2 separate regions of the Mus musculus genome follow, and region 1 is linked to region 2. Evidence: chromatin loops called from intact Hi-C (ENCODE). Cell type or tissue: heart. All regions are shown on one strand. Links, peaks and the distances in the headings refer to the core of each region. The heading gives the core; the rest is flanking DNA.

Region 1 (4,413 bases), core at 234-4,233, 860 kb after region 2:
TTTGTGCTTAAGACTCTTCTCTTTCCCCACTAAATTTTAAGGAAAAACATACTGTCCCCATGTTCTGCAATCATCACTATGTTCATACATGTTACACCTAAATTTCATACAATGGAATCCATCAAATATTTTCTCCCTAAGTAAGATCCCATTAAGTTTACACACATTCCTCTGCTCCAATCTCTAACTTTGTAAAATACTGCATTTGTTTAGTGTCATACAGACTTCTAATCCTGTCTACTTAAGGTGCATAATGACTCTCCTGAATCTTATGAATTAATTCTGTGTTCCCAATTTTTAATAAATCTAGTAAGTACAGAATTGGTCTCTCTTCAGCCCCTCCCCCAAAAAACAATTGAGAGCAGAAGGCAGGAAAGCTACCCACATATATGACACACATGCTCCAGTTGTATAACATTCATGGTTTTTATAGTTTGTACCAGTGAACAAGCAGACATGAATATGTACTGCTAAAATAAATATGAAAAAATAAGCTAAGAGGCTCACGTACTTACAATAATCTACAAGCAAAACTGAATTATCAAAAAGTTATTAGAAGAAATACATATAACACACTTAAAATATGATAAAGGACAATCAAAACTATAAGACAAGAAAAATAAAAATAACCATGGACAGCTCCTATAGTTTAAAAAAAAAAAAGGTAAAATTCTCTATCCTGGGTTTTTTTTTTTTTAACTAATTCATGTTTATTTGTCAACTACTGAGGTTCATATACAAATAACATGTATTTCTTAGAATGTTCTTTACTTTCATTTGTTATTAAATGTTGCCCTACAGGGTGTGTGTGCCATGTGCCATGTGCCATGTGCCTAGATGGGACAGAGGGGAGCTGATCTCCTTCCTGAGACTGAAGGAGATGGCTGAGCCTCCATGGAGGAAATGAGCCCAGGTCCTCTGCAAAACTAACAGCTCTCCACTGAGAGAGCACCCAAGTCCCACGTTACATTATTTTAAACACACAGCAAAAAGGCTGGTTCCACGAACAATTACCAAATTATCAGGCAATATAATTACAACCAGTTAATGTTTTGCAATGATTGTGGGCCTACACACTTTTTCTGGGCAGAAGGGAACTGTGCAGCAGACAAGGTTACTAAGAATGAAGGCTAAAACTAAGCTATCCACTTAGTCCCAATCTAATGAGCTTTTTTAATTTTTTTGATTTTAATTTTTACAGTTATGCATATATTAGGTCTGTACATGTGGATGCAGTGACCTTGAAAGTCAAAAGAGGGTGATGATGGATCCCTTGACGTTGCTGTGAGCCCCCGACAAGGGTTCTGAGGCTAGAACCCTGGGAGCCCTCGGAAGAGCAGCAAGTACTCTTTACTTCGTGCCATCTTTCCTACCCCCATCCTATACACCATTTTGTCTAAATTACAGAGAGACTTGTATGCAAATCATTATATTATCAGTGTGTTAACAACACAAGGAGTACTGGGTCAAATAATACATAATATGTTATTTTATTATAATTATATAACTATATCCAATATTTAATATTAATATAGGTAATATAATATTTATATTATACTTAATATCAATATATTTAATATTATAGAATTATAATATATAACATATATTATGTTATCTGGCAAATTATTTCCATAAAATATGAACCACTGCCTATATAAAAATCCAATGCAGGTGTTATAGTTCAAGTATAACTTTCTAGGAGACAAATAAAGGCCCACATGTAATTAATGCAAGTCTACCCAATAATAACACTTAAAAGAACACGTCCTTGTAAGTCTATAGACAATCCCGTTACTCTTGAGGTAATGTGCTACCAGAGCTTGGATAGAAAACACCTCTACAAAAAAAAATGAGTTCTAGGGTTGGTGATACATTAAGACACTAGCTATTAGGAGTCTCTCTGATTTTAAACAAATGTATATAATCAAAGGTATATAGAATAATTTTAGAATATTAGAAGCACAAAATGGATTTATATAGTAAGAAATGTTCATATTCCCAGCATTTGGGGGATAAATACAGAAGGACCAGATATTTAAGACCAATCTTAACTAAATAGCAGTTTAAGGCAAACTGGCACTTCATAAACCCTTTCTCAACAAGAAAAAAAAAGAATCACAAAATAAATTCTTGTCAGTAAAAGCCCTTACTGTGACATCTGTCTCTAGTCACTAGTCCACTGACATTATATTGCCTCAGCATAAACTGTTGTTGCATATTAAATAATAACTAAGCAGAAATGACAGGCTGAAGAAAGCTATTTCTCATGTCTCATACTAGTATGTGAGGCACAAAATCAAAAAGAAAACAAAGAAGCTTAAAATAAAAATAACAGTAAACACACACACACACACACACACACACACACACACAAAAAAACAACTCATTTTAAATCATGTATTTTGGCGACACCATGTGGCAGAACTATTAATTGCTGTTGACATCCACCATGCGTTGTAATCTACTTGAATATTTAATATGATGGAAAATTTTAAACTATTATATAAGTTAAATGGCAAAATTAGAAAATCAATGATCAATACAAAGATAGCTATTGTTGAAAATAAGTATATTATAGCAAGAATTTTAGGAATATGTTAGACAGATGTTGGAGGCACAGGCCTTGTGAACACCAATAATAAGCACTAGGGGAAAACAGGAATGTCGCCTGCTATTTGCCCAGAAGGCAGCGAGTGGGCATGGTTTACACAGCTGGGTGACATTTGTACTGTCTGTGTGGTCAGCAACCTCACCCAGAAGAACCTATCTTTTTGGAAGGTGTTGCATGTAAAAGATGTCACACACATTTCACAAAGAGTTTCAATTATGTGCATATTAGACATATTATTGCAGTGACCTTGAAAGTCAGAATAAAGTCTTAAACTTTACTGTGCATATAGGATTGAATTCATTATCAGCAGGGAATTTTTCACCTAAAATTAAATACTCTGGGTCAGACTCCAGAAGTTTTAGCCAATCCAGGCTACTCAGTCATTCTGAACAATTCTAAACGGTCATTCTGATGGCCATGGTGGCTGCAGACACACACAGACAAACACACAGACACGCACACACTGTACAAAGATACTAAGAAATTATACTATAAAATATTAAGCTAATTTAATTTATAAGCAAAATAACAGAAAAACACTTTAAGCAGTTAATAAATATAACTATACAACGAATATAGCCTTGATATACTTTAACACTAGCTTTCTAATATTGTTACAAAATGTTTCTGAACTTCTACATCATTGTTTTATAATCTTGGTCTAACTATAATTTACAGGAAGCTGGGCAGTGGTGGTACACACTTTTCATCTAAGCACTTGGGATGCAGAGGTAGGTAGATCTTTGTGAGTTCAACACTAGTCTGGTCTACAGACAGCCAGGGCTACAGAGAAGGCCTTTCTCAGATAGATATGATGCATGCATGGACTTAGGGATGGATGGTCAAACAGACAGACGGACAGGTGGGTGGACAGGTAGGTAGCCAGGCAGGTTGGTGGAAACTTCCGAGAAGTAAGTGACCGAAAGGCTGCCCCTTCACACATGAGTTGGATGACTCACTCACTTTCACACTGTTGTACGTCTATGAAAAAATATATGAATCACAGCATACAGGAGGCAGAGGCAGGAGATTTCTGTAACTCTGAAGCAAGCCTGGACAACACAGTATGTTCCAGGTCGGCCAGAGTTACACAGTCACACATAAGCTTTGACTTGGGTTAGCTCTTAGGGAAACAGAGCTCCTGGTTTCAAATGTTCAGAACGCAAACATGTGTGTTGACAGATACACGTATACTGAGGTGCTAGCTTGCTGCACAGATACTTGAACATGCCCTTTAATAACCAACTATAAATTTGTGAGATAAAAAGAATCCTTAGGAGCCCATGTATGGTAGGACGCTCCTTTAATCCCAGGACTCAGGAGAGAGAGGCAGAAGTATCTCTTGTGAGTTTAAGACCAGCTTGGTCTATATATCAAGTTTTAGGCTAACAAGAGCTACAGAATCTCAAAAAATCCCAAGAGCCCACCAAATAACCCTGACATTTTGAAGTCCAAATGCCAAACCATTCCTCCAACATCTCTATTCAGTGCTGATACTGAATGAAACTGCAGGAGTCTTGTGCTTTGGTTCTAGTCCTCCAGTAAGCTGCTTCTTCATATTAACTGCAGAGTATTTGTGGCCCACTAATTAAAATAGGTGCTAGCAAGGTAAAAATGATACTGATTAAGGTCCCTCAAAAAACTAGACCCTCTTTAAGGGCCAAAGACACATAGTTGAGTTAATGGAATTTTGGTCTTATCATTTGGTCATGTGACAGTGAATTGTGGATTGTGTAAAATGTTAGAACTGATGGCTGCTTCTCATTTAACAAGGTGAATTTTAAAGCAAATTCATCTATTTT
Region 2 (4,413 bases), core at 90-4,089:
CTAAGAAACGTTTAGCGACTGGTGGCTCCGGGATAGAGGGAGTCAGCTCTATTCAGTGATGGTGGGCTCTGGTGGGCTATCCACGCTCTGATGGACATCCCTACACCCATGCATAAACTGACAGCACTAAGTGGACTTGGGTTTAGAAAAGTATACATAAACGTGAGTGGGAAAATTGGTGAGGAGAAGATAGGAAAAATTGGAACTGAGGAACTGGGGTACCAAAAATTAGTATATGCATCTATAAAATTAAAATCAATAAAAGAAAAATAATCCATCAGACTGACATTTCAAGAATAGCAACTAACGTCGAAATAAAACAAGCCACAAAAAACCCTCTGTGACCAACATGAAATTTAAGCTTTTAAAAGAAATTTATTCATTTTAATTTAAAGTGGTTTTTATATAAAGAATGCTGTAACAAAAACATTACCTGTACTCGCCAGCTATAAGAACTTGATTCTACAAAGAGTACACATGGAGGGACTCATGACTCCAGCTGCATATGTAACAGAAGTTGGCCTTGTCTGGCATCAAAATAAGGGGAGGCCCTTGGTCCTGTGAAGGCTCGATACCCCAGTGTAGGGGGATGCCAGGGTGGGGAGGCAGAAATGAATGGGTGGGTGGGGAAGCACCCTTATAGAAGCAGGGGAATGGGATAGGGGATTTGAGGATAAACAATCAAGGGGATAAACATTTGAAATATAAATAAATAAATAAAATATCCAATTAAAAAACACTTAGTTCTAATAGTTTTAATTTAATGGCATTTCAGACCCAAATTGATAGATACACTGTTAAATTGTTATTCTCTTACACACATGGTAAGCTGATAACTTATTTTCCAAAGTTATTAAGAACAAACCAAACATCTATCTTAAGTATATGTAAATATATATATATATATATATATATATATATATATATATATATATATGTGTGTGTGTGTGTGTGTGTGTGTGTTCTGAATATAACAGAAAAGATGAAGGCAGGGAAAAAGAAAGAAGAGGAAGACAAGGAGAAGGAGTAAGCAGGAGGAGGAGGGGGGGGAGGAGCAAAGAAGAAGGGCAAGAAGGGACAGGCATTCTCTCAAAGAGAAAATAAAACATAAAATTTTACTTCAAATCAAAATTGCCAAGTAGGAGCCAAATGACAGAGTACCTGACTTGGCAGTGAAACATTTGCTTAGTTTTAGCAGAAACCTGGCTTCCTTTGCCACACTCACAACAGGAAAGAGTAGTGAAAACATATGAATATGTCAAAAGTAGAATTAAAAAAATTATCCTTCAATAACTAAATAGCTAACACAAACTGTATCTCTGTTACTGGGGCTGGGCCAGAGTAAATACAGTCCTCTAGACAGTGCTCATTGATTCTAAGGATCGCTCATGCCCAGAATCTAAGTGAAAGGGCAGTTGGGTTTGCTGTCTACTTTTCTGTCCAGCATGCTTTATTTAATCTTTTATTATTTGTCTGCATTAATAAGTCATCCTTTGCTGTTGGTGCTACAAGTGCATAAAGGGAGATAATGATGACTCAGAATTCTCTCAGTTCTCCCGGGATTGGCTTTATTAGGCGATTCTGTAGCTTTCTTTACGTTTACTGGGAAATGGGGTGGGGCAGGGAAGAGGGGCTTACAAGTCTATCTTCTGTCACATAGGCTTATTCCACATAGCATCACCATCAGAGAAAGAAAGTGTGAGCATCTATGTTTAATTTTAATTGAGTATCTTAGAAAGTGAAAAGGCCAGGTTTACAAAAGAACAAGTTATATCTGTGAGAAGAATCCTTGGTCTTGATTTCAAATAATAAAGTGAGGAAAAATGGAGAGGGAATTGTAACTACATAAACAAGTTGAAATTCAAATTTAATTCAGTCACTAGGAGGGAGGAGCAGAAGCAAGAGTGACTTCTTGACAAAACCAAACCATGTAAGCCCAGCTTCAAGTTATGGTATTGGAGTTTCCCAATAGATGTCCAATGTTGAAGGGAAAAAATGCTTGTGAAATATTACCATGACAAAGGCATCAGGCTCTAGCGGAGAAACATGTAATTACTGTGTGTGGTCAACAGATGGCAGCATTTATACATATGGATGCATATCAGGGTTTATTAATAATATTAATGGTAAGTTCTCAAAGGTGTTACTATAAAAAAGGTGGCCTTTGTGATTTGGCAAATTTATATTATTTTATTAGTGCTTCTTTTTTAGTTAGTATCTTTTTTCTTTTGTAACATTATTCTTCTATTTCCACTGGTCACTTTGTTACAGTTGTATCTCTTTTATGAAAGAAACTTCAAAACAACGATACTTCACGTCCACAAACACACACACACACACACACACACACACACACACAAACACACACACACATACACACAATCACAATCAAAATTTGATTTCTATGAAGCTGAACAAAACGTGAAGAGACTGTCACCTGGGTATCCACTGGTATGATCAGAGGCCACTGTGAGGTCACAGCTTTTCTTCTTTCTTTGTTTCTTTGTTTCTTTCCTCCTTTCTTTTTCAGAAAGTGGGTTTCAATTGTGCTATCTGGGTTTTAATCTATCATGGCCTCTTGCCAGTCTGTAAATGCCCATAGCTGGTTCTGTCCGTGTTTTTTGATTTACAGATTAAGTGCTTCATGAGGCTTAACATAGCAACACAAATATTTAAATTGCCCCTACAGTTTACAACCTTAAGTGCTGTATTTTATATAAAAGGCACAAAATGAATATTGTTATTGAAAAAATTGGATGCACCAGAGGACTTCGGATCACTGAGATCAAAACATGGAACATACTGAGAAATCACAAGTGCACGCGGAGAAAGGTAGGAGATCCTTAAACAGCAACATCCGCCATTCCTAAATACCGGAAATAAGCAGAGAGCAGGGGGTAGGCTTCATCCTTGGAAAACTCTATTCTCATTATTATGTTCACAGTAACAAATATGAGTTTTAAAATGAATAATACAGTTTTAGTAGCAAAAGAATAACTTATGAGGACTCAAAATACTACAAAAATATTACTATATGTTAAAATCGACTTTTGTTGTTTCTTTGTTTCTACACAGTATGCTTGCTTTCCTAACGTTTCTATAATGACCAACCTTTTTAATGAAACTTTTTGTTTATCCACCTGATGAAATGTACTTCTATGAGGGAAGTTCAAAGCCTCAGTTGTGTGGATTGGTGGTCTGCACTGCCCATTTTGGGCTTCCTGACAGGCATATATCACTCTGTAGGTTCTCAATTTGAAATACTCAAAAGGAAAAAAAAAAACCACTATGTTTCTAACAAATAGTAGGAAATGCTTCAGTAAGGTTAACACAACTGGCAATGTTTCTATCTTAATTTAAAGAGTTGACATCTGAAATGTATTATTTGGGTAGTGTTTGCAGCCAGCTGCACTGTGTCTGGCCAGGGACTTATTCCTAGATTACTCTTCTCACTAATAGCCCATGTCCCCTCAGTAGGAAAGGTGAGAGTTGCTAGGGACTGGGCTGTTTCTTTAATCAGGGTAAAGCCTTCACAAATGCGTCCAAGCAATGGTTAAGGAATAAGAATAGGTCACAGTTAAGCTTATTTTGTTAAGTAATATTGTTTTTTTTTTCAGCCTTCTGATTTTATCTGAAGCTTTGACAGTTTTTTTTAAATATGTGCTGATTAACCTGATACTAAAAGAAACATTAAGTAATGCTATTATAGACGATAGCACAATTCCAGAACGTCAGAATGATATAAACATGATAATATAGTTTGTAATATCTTTAAGAGTGTAACAGTATTTGTGGATGCTCATGTACATTGCACGAAATGGGAAACTTTAGAAAATGCATTTTATATCATTAGCTTTTCCAAACTGAAAAAAAAATATTGATTGGAAACTAGTAAGCTATTAAACTAAACTTAATGATGAGAAAATATTGGAGCTTTTTTGGAAGAATGTTAATACTGCATTATTGACAAAATGATATTTATTGAATTAAAACAAGGATTTAAAATTCAAATAACTTCATTGTGAGAATTTATTGGCTTTCAGAGATCTCATCTCTTTCTTTTGTTTCTGAGATCTGTGTTATTTTTATTAGTATCATTTGTGTGTGTGTGTGTGTGTGTGTGTGTGTGTGTGTGTGTGTGTGTGTAGGATGTGAGCTGGCTGCCTAGGTGCCACTGCACAGGTACGGAGCTCAGAGGACAAATCTAGGTAAGGGGTTCTCTCCTTCATCCTTTCCATGGGTTTCAAAGATAGGACTTAGCTCATCCAGCTTGCATAGCTAACTCCCTTACCCAATAAGAGACAGTCACCTAGTCAGCTTGCTTGCCCAAGCACTCATTTTGGAAGCAGGAACTTTAAATCATTCCTTAAACCCCTGAATATTTAACCATTTCCTCTATCACTACAAGCAAAG

Evidence for each region. Peaks named below come from ENCODE experiments on the same cell type or tissue, not always from the same donor. Only the 100,000 strongest peaks of a DNase experiment are listed, where the experiment ranks them.
Region 1: a loop joins it to region 2, with 7 times the contacts of the local background. A loop is called at or near these places in 7 of 42 quality-filtered maps.

Annotation. Positions count from the first base shown.
Region 1 is chr3:82,855,212-82,859,624 of GRCm38, forward strand. All of the region lies in intron 4 of Rbm46 (RNA binding motif protein 46), which reads right to left. Among named protein-coding and RNA genes, the nearest start is that of Rbm46, 19 kb to the right of the region's middle. In heart, for the core only: a CTCF peak has its summit at 2,452 (motif pointing left); no DNase peak of the experiment used is centred there.
Region 2 is chr3:81,994,159-81,998,571 of GRCm38, forward strand. Asic5 (acid-sensing (proton-gated) ion channel family member 5) reads left to right here and starts at 2,764. Exons shown (of 10, transcript NM_021370.2): 1 at 2,764-2,832. The coding sequence starts at 2,793. In heart, for the core only: a CTCF peak has its summit at 2,068 (motif pointing right); no DNase peak of the experiment used is centred there.